Linked DNA regions of Homo sapiens: region 1 is linked to region 2. A link is a loop called in an ENCODE intact Hi-C map of the cell type or tissue named here. Cell type or tissue: ascending aorta. All regions are shown on one strand. Links, peaks and the distances in the headings refer to the core of each region. The heading gives the core; the rest is flanking DNA.

Region 1 (8,999 bases), core at 589-8,588, 51 kb before region 2:
TGCTAGTTCTTTCCATGGCCCAAGAGACAATATCATGGACCAGCAGCAGCCGGGGCCATACTTGGAAGTCTCTCAACAAGGATAAGAGTAGGATTGGAGAAGGGTCAAACTCTCTGGTCCAAACTCAGAGACAAATGTGGGGAAATAAAATGCATGCAGAAATAGATGTGGGGAAATAGAAAACGCACTGCCGAGGGCCCAGAAATGGGAATAAGCGGATATTTCTAACATTAGTTCAGCTAGTTCGGTCCAAAGGGAACTTTCTCACCCAGCACTGGAGCCCTGACTCAGCAGCTATCCCATTACCCCAAGGTGTTTCTCTTCAGACATGGAAAAACAAACAGCCATTGGTAGCTGACTTGTGTCCTAAACCCACACAGGACACAGACTTGAGACACTTGCCAGGTCAGCCCCTGGGTAAGTGCCAGCTTCCTCCAGCTGGAGATGGAGAGGACAGTTGTGAATATGACCCTGAACTAAGTGGAGAACTGGTAGCTGGAAAGTGGAAAGTGAACATAATGTCTAAGACAGAGTCAGAGAAATCACCAGTTCATCAGAAACGGTACGGGACAGGGAGTTAGCTAAAGGGGGAGTTCTGAGGACAACACTCTGGATACTGAGCTGACTTGAAAACTAAGAGTGACAGGAATCCAAGAAGGAAGAGAGAACATTAGAAATCTTGCTTGCGCTGAAAGCAAGTCAGCCAGATAAACACAGGTGTGGCTGGAGCCAAGACTGCAGGAGGTCAGACAAAGACAAAGTGCACAGTTGTGGTCACGCTCTGTCAGAGGCAGCATGGGGAGACAGCAAGAGGCTATCACTGGGAACCAGACCTCAACTGTTCACTTAAGTGAACAGTTTAAATCCTGGCTCCACCACTTACTAGCTGAGTGACTCTGGGCAAGTAGCTTCGCCTCTCTGAATCCTTGCCCTGCAGAGAATTCTGCGAAAGATAAATAAGGTGTAAAATACCACAGCAAAGTGTCTGCCCCACAGTAAGAGCCCATAAAAGCTGCCCCTCCTCGATCTTAGATTTTAACTTGTATTGTACTCTGGAGCCCTACTTGTTAAGGGAGCCCAATGGTGGCAGCTTCTGACTGTGTGTATGTGTGGTGCAGGGAGGCAGGAGGGTGTGTGTAGACAGGAAGTAGATCCACCTGCTTTACCCCAGGTTTGTTGAATATACCTGTCCTTAAAAAAAAAAAAAAAAAAAAAAAGAAACCATACACACACACACAACTAGCTATGGATAACAACTCCTTTGGCATCTCCCAGACAGGTAAGGCACACCGAGCCTCAGGGACATGCCTCTGGTCCCTGCTGGTGATTGTCAGAGCAGGCCACTGAACGCTCTTAACCACTGTGATGGTTAATACTGAGTGTCAACCGTACTGTTCCTTCAAGTATTGAGGGTGTGTGTGCCTGTGAGAGTGTTGCCAAAGGATATCAACATTTGAGTCAATGGACTGGGAGAGGCAGACCCACCCTCAATCTAGGTGAGCACAATCTAATCAGCTGCCAGCACTGCTAGGATAAAGCAGGCAGAAAGACACGGAAGGACTAGACTGGCTGAGTCTTCCGGCTTTCATCTTTCTCCCATGCTGGATTCTTCCTGCCCTCGAACATCGGACTCTAAGCTCTTCAGCTTTGGGACTGTTGGACTAACACCAGTGGTTTTCCAGGGGCTCTTAGGCCTTCAGCCACAGACAGAAGGCTGACCTCTTGGCTTCCCTACGACTTTTGAGGTTTGGGGATTTGGACTGGCTTCCTTGCTCCTCCACTTGCAGATGGCCTATTGTGGGACTTCACTTTGTTATCGTGAGTCAACACTCCTTAATAAACTCCCCTTCATATATACATCTATCTATTAGTCTTGTCCCTTTAGAGAACCCTGACTAATACAATCAGCCTCTATCCTGCCTTCCACCTGGTCCAGCCCCCAGAGCCCATCCTGGCCAGGCCAATAGACAATTCTAGGCCATTGTATCCTCTGTGGGATATGTGGGTGCCTGTGTCTTTAAGGTTCATGGTGGGGTGAATAGAAGGTGGGGTGAGTGAAGGCACACACACCCTAAATTCTTGAAGGAACAATACGGTTGACACTCAGTATTAACCATCACAGTGGTTAACAGCGTTCAGTGGCCTGCTCTGACAATCACCAGCAGGGACCAGAGGCATGTCCCTTAGGCTCGGTGTGCCTTACCTGCCTGGGAGATGCCAAAGGAGTTGTCATCCATAGCTAGTTGTGTGTGTGTGTGTGTGTGTGTGTGTTTTGTTTGTTTTTGTTTTTTAGGACAGGTAAATTCAACAAATCTTAGCAAAGCTTGTTCCTAACTGAAGTAGTTTTTCTTCTCAAGCAACAATCTCTTCCAAGAAGTAGTAGGCAATGTGTCTGAAGTTGAACAAAGAAAACTGATTCAGTCTGACGAACACACATCTGAAATTGCTTTAAGGAATCTATGCTCCACATACAGAGGCAGGGGCTGGAAATCACACCTCCCAGGGCTGGCCTTAGTGGTCCCCCTTGTGGGAAAGCTGAAGGAAGGATGAGGGCACAGGCTTCCACTTCACATGCCCAGGCCTCCCTCCTGCCACCTCGGCTTTGGACACCCAGAAGATGGGAGCATCTTGAATCTTAGAGAGGCAGGGCCATCAGGATTCAGTGCAAATGTCCCTTGGGTCCCCCGCTCCCCTAGTGCCAGCCTTTTCTGGGCCCACAACTCCTGGCACAGAAGCCCCCAGCCCTTGCTGCCTGGGTCTTCCTGTGGAGAGTGAAATGAAACCCATGAAGAGAGGATGCAGGAAGCAGGCTGGCTTCTCTCCTGCCACACTTTGCCCACAGTGTGTTTTGAAACAATACATGGGAAAAGCCACCTGCAGCCCTCAGACCCATGGTGAAGGACTCATTCTTTCTCCAGTTCAGAAATCCTGCCATGCTGAACGCCTCAATGACAGAAGAAACCTCCTTCAGCAGTTGGCAGCAGGCCACTTCTAGCCCCTCCACCCAGGAGGCCTGTGACACAGTGGCCCCATTGTTCAGGCTGCCTGAGCTCCTCTGCATTGCCATTGCAATGCTGACACTGGCCACCTGAGCTCTGTTTGCCATCTTTTTATCTTTCGGCTCTGACTATGCTGTGGCCACTCAGAGTAGGGATGGGCCAGGGCAGCAAGAGGCAGGGGAGGTGGGTGACAGCAGTGGCAATGGCAGCAGGGTGGCCTGACAAACACACACTTGAAGAAATGGACCAGCAGAAACGAAGGCTTTTGTGCGCCAGGCCTTGCAACCTCCCCACTCGTGGTTGCTGACCTCACAGGACATCATCAGAGCCTGACGTATTTCCCAATGGCTGTCATCTGCCCATGGATTACTCCCAAGCCTGTGTCTCCATTTTGCCCTTTGTCCTCAACTCCAGATCAATTTATCCTGCTACTTCCTCCTGAAGGTCCTCCAAGACTCAGCAAACTCACACACTCAAATCTGCATTCTCTGTATTGCCCCTAAGTCTGATCCTCCGCACTGGTTTCCCATCACTGTGCAAGTGTCATGCAAGTTGGAAACAAAAGTCCATCCTTGACTCTGCCTGGGCCATATCTCACATCCCATCAATCATCCAGCCCAGCCAATTCCATCTCCTAAAAGTATTTCCAATCCGTCCTCCTCTCTCCACTCCTGCTGCAATCATTCCAGTACACTTCCTCCCAGCATCTCACATCCAGATTGTTTCCACACTCCCTACTGGTCTTTTTGTGCTGATCTTCCCCCAGCCTCTAATCCATCTGCCTGGAACACCCTTTTCCTCTTGTTCCTCTGGTAAACTCTCCTCCTCCTAAGCCTTCCTCCTTTGTGAAGCCTTTAATGATTTCCCACATAATATGAGGCACACACCCTCATCTCACCCCGTGCGCCCCAGCTGCTGGCATCCATACCCTCATCAGAGCCCTGGCCACATGACATGACACTGGCTGTTGGCACACCCTTCTCCCACAGGGCTCCCCGAGAGCAGGGGCTCCCAGTGCCCTAATCAATTCTTGGCAAACAGTTAATGTTTCATAAGTGTTTAGTTGAACTAATGAATTCTACAATAAAGAGGCCAGGGGTCTTTATCAAAATCCCTTTCCTCCCAGATCTGAAAGGCTGGAAATTAGGGTTTGTGTTGGGTCTCTTAATTACAGATCCAAAACACCTAAGTCCTTTAGCTACCGAATCTGTCTGGCCCAAGCATGTCCCTCTCTCAATAGCCAGGAAACACTTTGTAAATAAATTCCTTGTCTCAAGTCCCATTTTATTGTTTTAATTCTTTAGAATTGGAGTGAGATCTCCACTCTCAGTGTCTCAATACCTAGTATTCCAGGTGGATGAGTGAAGCACAGTTACAGTGTTGTGTTCGACTCTTCAGGTCCTACTGTCAGGGAAGATGGGTTGCTTCTCTCAGCTCAAAGCTCCATTCGTGTGAGGAGAAAGGCCTTCCACTCAACCCAGAGCTCCCACTTGCAAACAGTCAGTGTTTGAGAAAGATATTAACAAACAAATTAATCAACCAATGTTACCTGCACCCACAGGTGTAACTTGCTTCTATGGAAATCACAGAATTCTCTCTCAGTGATGCTTAGACACAAGGAGTTCTCCAGAGCACTTATCGGTGCTAGAGGAGAATATTTGTGACTTGGGTAGCAAAATGCACAATTTGTCTCTGTGGTTTAGACTTTTACTCACCCTCTCTGTTGCAATGGTTTTCTTCCAGCCTGATTCCTTCCTTGCTTTCTGTCCCCTGAGTCTTGGCAGGGAGAGAATGACTTCCTTTTCTCTTTTTCCTCTGTGATTCCTATGACTTCTCCAAAGCCCAGAGCTCTCCAGGGGGAAGAAACAAGCTTGCTTTTCTATTTTATATTTCAACTTCCTTTTGTTTTATCACAACATCAGCTGCAACCTCCCCACTGCAGTCAAAACTGTTGTTCTTAACTGTACTCCAGCATTTAAATCTATGTGGGATACATTCTCTCTACCATATCTACATAGTCACTCACTAATCCTTTCTCCCTCCCTTCTTCCCTCCCTCCCACATTCCTTCCCTTCCTTCCTTCCTTTATTCCTTCTTTTCCTCCTTTCTTCCATCCATTCATCTACTCATCCATCCACCCATCCATCCACTAATCCATTCCTTTATTGAGCAGTCACTGAGCTGGGCACAGGGAATGATGAAATGAATAAACACAGGCCCAGCACCAAAGGAGCTCATAATCTGGAGAGGGAAATGGAAATTTTTACAATTGTTCATAAAGAGTATGAAGAGAGTGGTGTGACAATCCAAGGGAGAGGATGATTAATTTTAGGGAGTATAAGAAGAATAAATCAAAGAGATGACATTTGAACTGAGTATTGAATATGAAGAAGAAGGGGAAAATGCCACTCAGAAAAAATAGCCACTGCAATGACTTAGAGACTTAAAATAACAGGGTATGAAATAGAAAAAAAAAATGTCAAGAAGCTCAGTATGATTGGAGGAAAGGAGGCACATATGAGAGGAATTTCCAGTAAGGCTAAAGGAACACTGGCCAGATTTGGAGAATCCCAAATGTCAGAGTAAGGTCTCTGGACTTTTTTCTAGAAACCATAGGAAGCCATTGGTGGCAGGTCAGCAGTTGGAAAAATGGCTCTGGCTGCAGAGAATCAACAGGAAAGGGGCTAGATAGGAGGTGGAAGGCCAGTTAAGAGGTTGGCACAATGGACCGAATGAGAGATGAGGCCTGGAGTAAAGGCATGGAGAGGGTGGGATGACAAGGGGACTGTGGAGGGGAGGCTGCCTCTTTGCATGTCGAAAGTAAGATGCCTGTCTCAAAGGAGCCAGATAAATAAATGCTTCTTGTGCTGTAGCCAGAGAGTTTGGTAAGGCCTGCTCATGGCCCAGCTGTCTGCAAAATGCTCCAAGTCTTGCCTGGCTCTCAGGAGAAGCAAGCCCTCTGCCAGCCTTAAATTAATGACTCTTCTAGGGAAATGCACTGCTGCCTGCACCAGTGGCCCTGCCTATGTCCACGTTAGAACCCATTAGTAAGGCTGTCCCACTGGGCTAGAGCAAACGACAAGGTAACAGTCAAAAGATGGCTCTTGGTCCCTCCATATGAGGTGACCTGCTTTCTATATCTACAAGCCCTGTTGGAAAACAGAGCCCAGGGTGGGATAAGTCACACATTCTCTTTTTCTCGGTCTCACACCCTTAGAATTCAACATTATTTTTTCATCAACAAGCAATTCACTTATTAATTCTGTTTCCTTCTATTGATATTGAAAGGTTCTTGTTGTTCAAATATAAAGGACCATCCAGAGTGACAAACAGCTACAGAGAAAACTTGGGTTTTCATTCTGAGGAGAAAAAGGAATCAAGAGCTCTTCAAAATAGTATGAAACAAGGGGATAAAATTTCTCCCACACCCACTGAGTTTAGGACAGTGATCTTTTTCATGCATTATCTCATTCTATCTTCTCAATAGCTCGTGAAGTGAGTTATGATTCCCATTTAACAGATGGAGAAACTGAGGCACAAAGAGGTTAGGCCACTTGCCCAATGTCACTCTGCTGCTGGTTTGAAGAGCCAGAGTTTAAATCCAAATCTGCCTCATTTTGAATGTCCTGTTGGTTTCGCTGCATTATGTCACCTCAGAGTGGCAGTGTGGAGGGTAATGAGAGCATGGGTGGGAGGTCAGAGACTGAGAATTACCCAAATTTAGACTTGCAAGACTTAAATCCTGGACCCCCTTAATAGTCTGTGACCTCAGACAAATCATGTGGCTTAAGTAAGCATCAGTTTCACCTGTAAAGTGAGGGGTAGATTGGATGATCCAGGTCCACAGTTCTATGTTTCTAATTCAAGTAAGAGAGTGAACTCACTGTTGAATGAATAAAGATTTACAGATAGCATTTTTACTTTAATGTTGGAATGTTGGCATGTGTTATAAAAATAAAATGGCCTGGATTGTGAGTTTGCAATTGAGCTCATTACTTCACTGATTTGGGTTTTAATTGTCTCCTCTGATTCAACTAATCAAACCAATGTTTGTTCAGGGTTTACCCTGTGCCTGGCAGCATGCCACATGGATGAAATAACTTGCCCAGCTGGTACAGCTCCAAATTTAGTTGTTCTGCATCTTCAAACTAAATGAATTGCTGACTTGTCCCACTGTCTTTTGAGGAACACTAGTTTAACATGTTGAGAGATGTTACAGAACCAAAAGCATTCTGTGCTCAAATGAGTCTGGGAAACACTACATCAAACAAAGATAAGCAAGTTCCTTTACTGTGGGACTCCTCCAAGACTTTGATAAGCTGATACCATTAGGAATCTCCAAGAGTGGCAAGAACAATCAGGGTTTCCCAAACTTAACGGATGGGAGAATTTTCAAGGAGCACCTAACAAAATGAGTATTCTAGTGACTATGCTTTAAGGACCACCAGACCATGGGCTTACAAATCTTTATTAAGAAGAGCCTAAGAGGCCACTGTCTGACACAGAGTCAGTGGTGTTCATTAAATGTTAACAAAAAGGGGAGCCTATCTGTGTTCAGAGTGAGCACTGTCTCTGGCTAGCAAGTGACCCCACGGGATCTCAGCACTTCCTCTTGGCTGGGGAAGGAGCAGGTTGGGTCGGATACCTCTGACATTCTGGGAGTGCATTTTCTGAAAGGGCATTTGCAGCTTTTAGCTAAATGTCCCTTTTCTTCACTTGTGACATTTTGGGAAGATGAATCATTTGGCAAGGATGGGTTCTCACCCCTCTTCTAAGTATACAGGCTTGTCAACAGGAGGTTTATTCAATGAGTCCTTTGAGAATTCATCCTTGTCCAGAATGACTGGCTGTTATGTTTTATCCTGAACATGCAGGCACCCGCAGTATGGGAGTTCTGCCAACGGCCTCTTGCAGTATTTTCGGGAGCTGATATTTTTAAAAATTGAAGGGTGCTGCATTTCTTCCCTAATTGTACAACGAGCGCAGGCATAGCCCCACAATGAGAATCACGTTTGTGAAAATGATGCATTTACTTTGCTATTTTCAAAATTTTATTTTACAAAAATAAAAAGCATCTTAAAATGCCAACCAAGTAGCACATACAATTATTACAGAAGGGTCTGCTTACCTTTCAAAAAGCAATTTGCTTGGAAAAGAAAAATCTATTCTTTTTTTCCTTTTCTTTTTCTATCCTTTAACCCTTCACTTTTTTCTTGGCATAAAGTAATAAATTCTTCCTATAAAATTTTTGGAAAATATAAAAAGTCATAAAGAAAATATTAAAATAGTAAGTAATTCCATCAGATGGGAAAAACCCACTGTCACTTATTTATGTATTTTTTATATGTACATCATATGTAATTTTTTCATTTTTTGTATTTCTTGTACTAAAAGGAAATATATTTATACTTATACATATTCATAAAAATATGTATATATGTCAGAGTAGGAGGAAATACATATACAAAAAAATATTTTTCACTAAATTGGAAAGGCACCGCATACAGTTTTCAAGCCTACTTTTTTCACTTAGCACTGTATCATGAACAGTTTGCCAGGGTTGATGTTTCCCATTCCAAATAACCTGGGGTGTTGTTGGCTCATAGGACTGAAGAATTTACAAGCTGCTGTCAAACATGGCTAGCGATGGCTGCGGCATTAATATCAATGATTCTTCTTGAAAGCAATTAAACTTGGCATTGCTGTAGGCACTTAATGTGTTTATATCAGCTCCTGTATTGTGTTCTGAAGCCATAAATTTCTCAAGTTAATTATAAACAACTTGCTCTGCTTAATTAATGGGCATCACTAACAGGTATTATCTAATATGCATGTGAATGAACCTTATGAGAGCCACACAGGGCCTGGATTAATGATGTCAGGATGGTAGCCCTGGAAGAGAAGTCAATCGCCCAGGAAACCCCAGGACCAGAATCTGCTGCAGCAGAGCATGCCAGGACTGTTCCTGCCTGTGCTGGGTCTTTGGGGTTGAAGTCACCT
Region 2 (8,999 bases), core at 420-8,419:
AATGTCATTCCTATTAAAACAAAGAACAAAACAAGAATTTTTGTTGACTGCATATTTCTTTTTTAAAAGTCAGGTTTACTGAGGTACAATTTGCACACAATAAAATGTATTCACTTAAACTGTACAATTTGATAATTTCAGCAAATAAATGCCATCGTTGAAGCACCATGATATTCAATACACAGAGCATCCATCACCCCAAAAATTTCTCGCAAGTTCCTTTATAGTTAATGTCCTCTTCCACCCCAGCTCTGGAAACCACTGATCTGATTTCTATCTCTATAATTTGGCCTCCTCCAGAATGCCATATAAATAAAGTCAGATGGTAGCCTTCTGAGTCCTGCTTCTTTCACTCAGCAAACTGTTTTTTGAGATTCATCCATGTTGTTGCATGAATGATATTTCATTGTATAAATATTCCAAAATTTGTTTATCTATTCCATGATTGATGAATATTTGTATTGCTTTCAGTTTGGGATTATTATCAATAAATCTGCTATAAACATTTGTGTATACAAATTTTTTTCTTGGGTAAATATCTAAAAGTAGGAATGCTGGGTCATATTAAATAAACGTTTAACTTTATAAAAAACTATCAAATTGTTTTCTAAAGTGGCTGTGCTGTTTTGCATTCCCACCAACACTTCATGTGAGTTACAGTTGTTCTGAATCCTCATCAGCACTTGCTATTATCAGTTTTTAAATTTTAACCATCTAGTGGATGTACAGTGATATCTTGGTTTGACATTAATTTTTATTTTTCTAATGATTGATGATTTTGAGCATCTTCTCATGTGTCTACTTCCCACCAATACATCTTTTTTTTTTTGGTGAAGTATATGTTTAAACTGTTCACTTATTTATTTATTTGGCTGTTTGTCTTCCTTTTACTGTGTTGTAAGGATTCCTTATATATCCTGAATACAAGTTCTTTGTCAAATTTGTGTTTTGAAAATAGTTTCTTCCAGTCTGTGGCTTGTCTTTTCATTTTCTTAAAAGTGTCTTTCAAAAAGCCAAAGTTTCCATTTTGATAAAATTCAATATATCAATGTTTCAATTTCATTCGATTTATCATTCTTTCATGATTTATGCTTTTTGTGTCATATCTACAAAACATGTTACCTAACCCAAGGACACAAAGATTTTTTTATCTTACACTTTCTTATAAAAGCTTTATAGTTTTAGCTCCCACATTTAGTCTATGATTCATTTTAATTTGCTTACATAGAATGAGAAAAGTGTCAATGTTCATTTTTTTTTGCATGGGAATGTAAAAATTTTCTGGAACACTATTATTATTTAACATCATTATAGAAGTTCTGGTTGACATAATGAGATACAAAACATAAGTAAGTTGTATAGTTATTGGAAAGGAAGAGAAAAACTATCATTATTTATAGTCAATATGGTTTTGTATCCAAGAAACTCAAGAGAATCTATTGAACACACATAGAATTAATAAGAATTCAATAAGGTGATTCATTACAGAGTAAACATGCAAAAATCAATAACTTTTTAATATACTAACAGTAATTATTTAAAGAATATAAGAGAAAAGAATCCCACACACAGTAACAGCAAAGACTTAAATGCCTAGAAGAGAAAATAAAAGAGAAAGAGAAAGTGCAAGGCCTAGATAATGAAAATCACAATGTTTCATTGAGGATATAAAAGAAGTTAACTAAATATAAATGTGTAAATACCTTATATGGAGAAACTCAATAACATAAAGATGTTAATTTTCCCAAATGAACTTATAATATTGGAGTTATCTGGGGAACATGACAAAATGATTCTAAAATTCATCTGGAAAGAATCACTGAAAAAGTGTGTTGAAGAGCAGTGAGGAGGACCAGATACAAAAATATTTTATAAAGATATCATAATGAAAATATTGTGTTAAGGACCTAAAATCAAATAGACGAATCAATATGCTAGAATAGCTAAATTAGTCTGAATCAGAACGTGATATATATGAAAACTTTATGTATGATGACTGAAACATCACTAACCAGTTGGGATCAGGATTTATTGCAGGGTAGCAAGAATGGAAGAAAGGAGACCAGTTCACAGGCTATCAGAATAGTCCAAGAGAAATACGATGGCCGAGAAGTTCTCTTGGGTTCCTAACCCAGAGCTGTTCCATGGCCCTCAGGCACGTAGAACCACCCTCTGGGGAGCAGGACATCCCAGGCTGGTGGGCAGGTGTGCAGAGGGGATGGAGCACATCCAGGGCCCTCAACAACAAAGTTGAACACTATCCCAGCTGGCAAAGGAAAAAGACATAAAGGGCCTTTAGATATTTCCACAGATGGAGCAACAAAGGGTGAATTGTAGCCGAGAGGTAATATGTTGATAACTGACACAGGATGCAATGCCAAACCACACTTCCCAAACACATTCAGCTCTGGACACATCTGCTAACATCCCAGTGGCCAAAGCAAGTCACCTAAACAGGTTCACAATCAATTGGGTGGGAAAGTATGTTCTGCAGAGAGATGGGGAAGAGGGTGAGTATCTGGCAAACAATAATCTCAGTGATCACAGAAATAGTATTAGTGGAATGTGCCAGTGCATTGAAAGGGAAGATAAAGAATTGGGAGGATGCTATAGCTTGGATGCTTGTCCCCTAAACCTCACATTGAAATTGAATCCCCAATGTTGGAGGTGGGGCCTAATGGGTGGTATGTGAGTCTTGGGGGCAGATCCCTCATGAATAGCTTGGTGCTGTCCTGGCAGTAATGAATGAGTCCTCTATTAGTTCCCATGAAAGCTGGATGTTAAAAACAGCCTGGCACTGGCTCGCTCTCTTACTTCCTCTTTCACCATGTGATCTCTGCACAGGCTGGCTCCACTTACCTTCCATCACGAGTGGAAGCAGCCTGAAGCCCTCACCAGAAGCAGATGCTGGCACCATGCTTCCTGTACAGCCTGCAGAGCCATGAGCCAAAGAAACCTTTTTTCTTCACAAATTATCCAGCCTCAGGTGTTCCTTTAGAGCAATACTAAACAGAATAAGACAAATGTGTTTTAGAGTTTAGATACAAGCAAGCCCCTGGGTGGATGATAATGCTATTTACTAATGTAGGAAGGACTGGAGGATGAACAGGTTTGCTGGGTAAATCAAAAGCTTTGTTGTGGATTTGTTAAACATTAACATCTAGGAGAAGATATCAAATAGGTAGTGAGACAAGAGTCCGACTCAAAGGCCATGTCTAGAAACATAAGCATGATAATCACCAGCCTATAGAAAGTCTCTTATGCCATGGATCTGCTTGAGGTCATCTGGGGAAAGAGTGTAGCCATAGCATCAGAACTGTCCAAAAATAGAGCCCTGGGCACTTCGATATTTCCATAACAGATGAGGGAGAAGGATTCAATAGAAGGACTGCAAAGGAGTCCTGAGTGTTGTGGAAGAGTACCAGGAGAGTGTGGTGTCACTGGAGCCAAGAGAAAAGGGTTAGGAAGGAGTGCCAAACTCAGTGCATCGCTGCTGGGAATTTGTGTAAGACGAGAACAGAGACCGGGCTGTTGGTGACCCTGGCAAGAGCTCCATAGGGGACCAACTCTACAAAGCACTGTGCTAGGTGCTAGAGACAAAGAGATGAGTAAAATACATTTCTTGCCCTTTAGGAAATAGCAGCCTGGTGAGGAAGGCAGACATGTGAATAAATCATTGCAATACAGTGTGATAAATCTTATAATGGAAAAACATTTTCCTAAATGTGTTTCACTAAACACTATTTGAGGGAGATGTTAATCAGAGCTCTAGAAACAAAGTGTCCCAAGACCAAATAAACTTGGCAAGTGCAACAGACTAATCCCCATTTCAGAAGACTCCCAGGACACACTAATGAGTTATTTTAAAGGTTCTGAGAAATTCTGGAGCAGAAATGTATGACTAACTTTGTTTCATGGTTAAATAAAAAAGAATAGATTTAAGTGGAAGATTTTATGTTTTGGCATATCAGCTAACATCCTCCAGACAAGAACAGTTTTTTCTGAACTCCAGTTTGGGAAGCACTAAAATAATGTATTAACGGGTTGGGGGATCCTTGGGGATAGCTCTATATTTTTGCTTGGAGAAATCAGAAGCAGTTACCTGGTAGGAGAAGCTGTTGGAGCCAGCAGCCTGCCTAGGGCTGAAACCTGTTCCCTCCCAGATCAAGAGTCCAGGAACTTTATGAAGACTTTTTAATGAGTCGAATGTCCTGCAATACCACATGTGGGCCACATGGCCAAGCTGACGGACAAGCAGGAAACACCCACCCTCTGATGCATGTGGCGCTGCTGCCAAGAGGGGGACAGAGGGAATACCAGAAGACAGGAGGAGAGACGAAGGGAGGATAAAACTCTTTCCAAATCCAAGGAGGAAGGACCCTGAAGGAAACTGGAAGGAAGCCTCTTTGTAATGATGTTTAAGACTTGCTTTGTTAACATCCTCAGAACAGAAGGAAAAGATGTGGCTTCTCTCCAAAACATTTTCCTCACCAGAAAGTCTGGTGGCAAAATCCATAGAAGTTGCAAGTCTCTTTAACGCAGAAGGCTACACAATGCTTTGAAAAACAAATAAAATACAGATTATTAGGGCTGCAAGCACCCTGAGAGCTCACAGGACCTAGAGCAATCAGCTGAGGGCCAGAAAGAATAAGTGACTTGCTCGGGTCTCCTCACCAACAGGACTGGAGCTGGGACTTAGAGCTGTCGGCCTGCAGGGCCAACTGCGGAGCTCTTGGTGCTATGTGCTGGGCTCAGGAATCCAACATATTGTCCCTTGGGATCTTCTCTCCACACCCAGGTCTTGTCTGGCACCCCCAGTAGTTATGGAGAAGCAACATCAGTTCCATAGTAGAAGCAGCAACAAGAGGGAAAGAAATAAAAACACTGAAGCTGGCGGGGTGATCTAACGGGCAGACTCTCTCACCCCAGGAATGCAGGAGGGGTTTCCCCTCCATGTGCCCTGGATCCTGGGGCCCAGCTGCAGGGAGAATGGGAACAACTGCCCCAGGACCCTCAGTGACCCTGTACCACAAGACACAGTGGCTGAGCTCATACACCTGCATTCCCTGGACAACCGCTCATATGTTGCAGCCAAGTTGAGAGGTGTGGCTTCTCATTAATTTGCCTGTTTCCCCAGAGGTAGAAAAATTAGGGAAAATTAAATCGCCAGCTGAATCCTCAGCAGTTTCAGGTCTTCTTCAATTTTTCCCTGATAACTAAGGCACTGGAGGCAGCACAGACCCCATTAATACTTCACTGCACAAACGCATGCTGCTAAACAAAAATCAGTTCGTTAGTCCATTCACAGGTGTTTTCTGAAGGGTCATCCTCAGGCAGGTAGGGACTACAAAGAGAGTGAGGCAGTGGAGTTCACACTCATAGCTACTGGTGGGGAACAAGAGGAAGCCCCCATCCTGGCAGAACAGGGGCATGATAGTGAGGAGCCTGCCAGGAGGTTGAGAGGTGCAAGTCACAATGTCCAGAGGCCATGGTAAGCCCAGGCATGGCTAGAAAGATGCTAGAACCTGGTGGGCTGCAGCAATGGGAGTCCAGACAGCAGAAGGCACTCCAGGAAGATGGTTCTGGTTGACCTAGAGTTGAGCACAGGGAGAGTGAGGCAGAAGTCTGGACTTTTGGGCTGAGATAACATGGTGAGTGTAGGAATGTGAGAGTGGTTTTTTGGGTTTTGTTGTTGTTGTTTTTCTTCAGTGACTCAACCCTGAGAAAATTGTCAAGTGACTCCTTGTCTTGATCAGTGATGGAGAAGCCAGGTCTGCCCTTAGAGTTTCAGTAGTTCTAGCTGTGGGAAATGAGAGCCACCAGGGCATAGGAATTGAAGCCCCTGGATATAAGGGGACCCCAGGGGAACTATCCCACCTTCTCTTCATTGGTCTTCTGACATTTTGGAAGACTTCTGCTGAACAGAGGATCTGTGCTTTAAAGGGTCTTGTAAGTTACCGTCTCCGTGTGAAGGAATAAAAGAATATTCTATTTGAAGCTGTTTGCTTTGCAAAGAATCAAATTCCTCTCTGACTGGCTAAAACACAGAGATGAAGGTTATCACAATGACACAGAAAGACCTTAGATGAAAGGGGCAGGGAAGGAAGCACAGCCAGTCCCTGCAGGGTTTGCATCTAGTCATCTCAGTCTCTCAAAGGCCACAGGGGCTCTCTAATTCTATTTCTATTTCATGCTTCTCTTGATCAATCAGCTTCCTCTGCTTACAAATATTGTACACAGCTCTCTAATGGGATGGCTTTCCTAATCCTGACTCTAGATCACTCCTAGTCTAAAGAGCCTACCATCAATTGGCTACAGGCCTGTGTCACTACATCCAGATTCTTCAGAACCTGATTGATGATTGGCAAGCCAGTGGGTCACTGGCAAATGGCAAGTCAATGGGTCATTACTCAGTAGGTCATTAACCAGAAATTAGATTGACCATTTACCAACTATTGCCAAGGAGGGTCTGTTCATGTAATACATGGACTGTCCCTTACAGGAGATGTGCACAGGACATATATTGAAGCACAAATAGCGTAGAATTGGATAGATGCTTACCATCAGAAATGCAGGCTTATTGCAAGAATTTATAGCAAAACACATATGGTCAGCCTGAGTAATGACCCCCCTACCCCCTGCCAAAGACTTCCATATCCTAATTCAGAAGCTGTTGACGCAGGATTTTCCTCTTGGTCACTTTGCAAGCCAGGACCTCCAGTTGGCAACGCCCCACCTAGGCCTCACTCAGCCACACTGCCTGCTGCAGGAGATGGCTCACCCACTCAGCCCGCCCAGGTAGTCTGGCTTGCACACCAGTTCCTGAGTTGTTGTCCTGTACCCAAGAAGAATGAGGATGTGCTGACAATTGAGGAGTGAGCAAGATGGGGATATTTATTGAGTGATGAAACAGCTTTCAGTGGAAAGGGGACACGGGGGTGGTCTCCCTACCCAAAGGCAGGAAAGTCTTCTTAATATGGCTGAGTTGGGGGCTTCTTATGGGCTTAGAATGGGGAAGGGGCAGGCCATAGGTAGTCTTGGAAAAGGCAACATTCAATTTGTTAAAAGGCATTATTCAGAAAGAATCTGTCAGGAAAGGGCAGGCAAACAGGAACAGAAGTTCTTACTGTGGGTCACAGGTTTCATCTGAGACCAGCAGCCCAGTCTTTCAGCCTTCAGGCTGTTTTTGGCTTGAAAGTGGGGTTTCATCAGGGACCTGCCCCTATCAGCCTAGGCATTTGGCTGCCTCCTATCGCTATCACTGTGAATATGTTACCTTATATGGCAAAAGGGACTTTGCTGATGTGATTAGGATCTTGAAATGGGGAGAGTATCCTGTTATCCTGATGGACTCAATGTAATCACAAGGATCCTTTCAAGAAGGAGGCAGGGTCAAAGACAGTAATAGATGTGACCACAGAAACAAGAAGGTGGTGATGGAGGCAAGAGGTTGGAGTGACGTGAGGAAAGGGTCACAGGCTAAGGAACACAGGTGTCCTCTAGAAGCTGAAAAAGGCAGGGAACCAGATTGTCCTCCAAAGCCTCCAGAATGAGAGCAGCCCCACAGACACCTTGATTTTAGACTTCTGACCTCTAAAACAGTAAGAGAATATGTTAGTGTTGTTTTCAGCCACCAAGTCTGTGGCCATGTGTTTCAGCAGCAATAGGAAGCTATTACAGCTGGAACCATGGGATGCCATCATCCTAACTATCCAGGGCTTCTCACAGGGAACCAGAACTATAGTTCATATTCATTCAGGATGCAACTTGAATTCAAGCAAACCCTGCTCCATTGTGTATACCTTGCATTTGCTCTTTCCAAAAGTGAGGATTCGATTGACTTTGTTCATTGTTATGCAATACAGATCATTCTTACTGAATGTCAGGCTAATAGGTTTCACATCAATACAGTTTAGTGGGGACTGGCTTCCCTCTCGTCCAACACAAAGGGCCTGATCCAATCAGCCATGTCCAGGGCAGCAAGGTGGCCGCCAGTTAGCAACCTCCATAGCCCACACACACATACACACACTCATACACACACAAAGCACAAAACTTTACAAAGAAGAATGGGTTTAAGCTATCTGTGGGAGTCACCTGAGGATACCACCCACAACCAGTAGGGTTTAACATGCAGAAGTTTAGCAAACAATCTTGAGGTTTTAAGAGAAGAATGGCCCCTTACTGACCTCCTTATACTAACCTTGATGCTGCAGTGGTAATGAGTTAAAATTGTGAGAAGCTATGAGCTCAAGGCCGGGGGTCCCTTTCTTTGGGCCCTGTGATCATGACCCTACTGGATCCTAATCCCACAGCTACAGGTAGTCATCTTCCATAGGTCAAAAGCAACCACTCCTCCAGCATCTCCTGGGGTGCCCTTGCCCCTGCACATTGGCTTGAAGGAGGGCACAGTATTGCTGCTTGACCAGGAATAATATTTTTAGGAGTTTAAAGAAAATAAAGAGAATCTGTTAAAGGCAGTTTCAGGTTCTGGGCATGAAAAGAGATACAGTGCTTGAGCTTCTGGAAATCAGGAAGGCTTAAAAAGTCAAAGAGATATTTGAATGACTGCCTTTGGGACTGGAAGAAACCCAAACAATTAGAGGCATGAAGGTATAGCACTCAGGGTTTGATAGGTGGAGGTGCATCCCTAAAACCAGGTCTCTGGGCTCACTGGAGCCTGACCTCATTTTCAATTGCTGAAAAAAAATGCACGCGATAAGCTCAGTCTGAAGATGCTTTGACAATTGTTCGAATCAGCCATTTTCCTAGAGGGTTTTGTTTTATTTATAATTATTATATTTTATTTATTTGTGTTTTTCTCTTATGATATGTTACCTTTTGTTTAAATAATTGGGCATCCCAGACCAGATTATCTAGAAATAAACTGGTGCTTTTCTGTGGTATTTCTTTAAAGGCAAGTATATTTTTAACTCGATTTATCTTTTTTGGTACACTCAATGACTTGTCTCAAAACAGCTCCATCAACTTTCTTAACC

Evidence for each region. A loop is a pair of places that touch in the nucleus more often than their neighbours do. Peaks named below come from ENCODE experiments on the same cell type or tissue, not always from the same donor. Only the 100,000 strongest peaks of a DNase experiment are listed, where the experiment ranks them.
Region 1: a loop joins it to region 2, with 1.8 times the contacts of the local background. A loop is called at or near these places in 2 of 110 quality-filtered maps.

Annotation. Positions count from the first base shown.
Region 1 is chr11:11,210,213-11,219,211 of GRCh38, reverse strand. No RefSeq gene overlaps it. Among named protein-coding and RNA genes, the nearest start is that of LINC02752, 99 kb to the right of the region's middle. In ascending aorta, for the core only: no CTCF peak of the experiment used is centred there; no DNase peak of the experiment used is centred there; H3K27ac peaks cover 1,667 bases.
Region 2 is chr11:11,158,677-11,167,675 of GRCh38, reverse strand. The region is part of intron 3 of LINC02752 (long intergenic non-protein coding RNA 2752); the gene reads right to left. Among named protein-coding and RNA genes, the nearest start is that of LINC02752, 48 kb to the right of the region's middle. In ascending aorta, for the core only: a CTCF peak has its summit at 4,261; no DNase peak of the experiment used is centred there.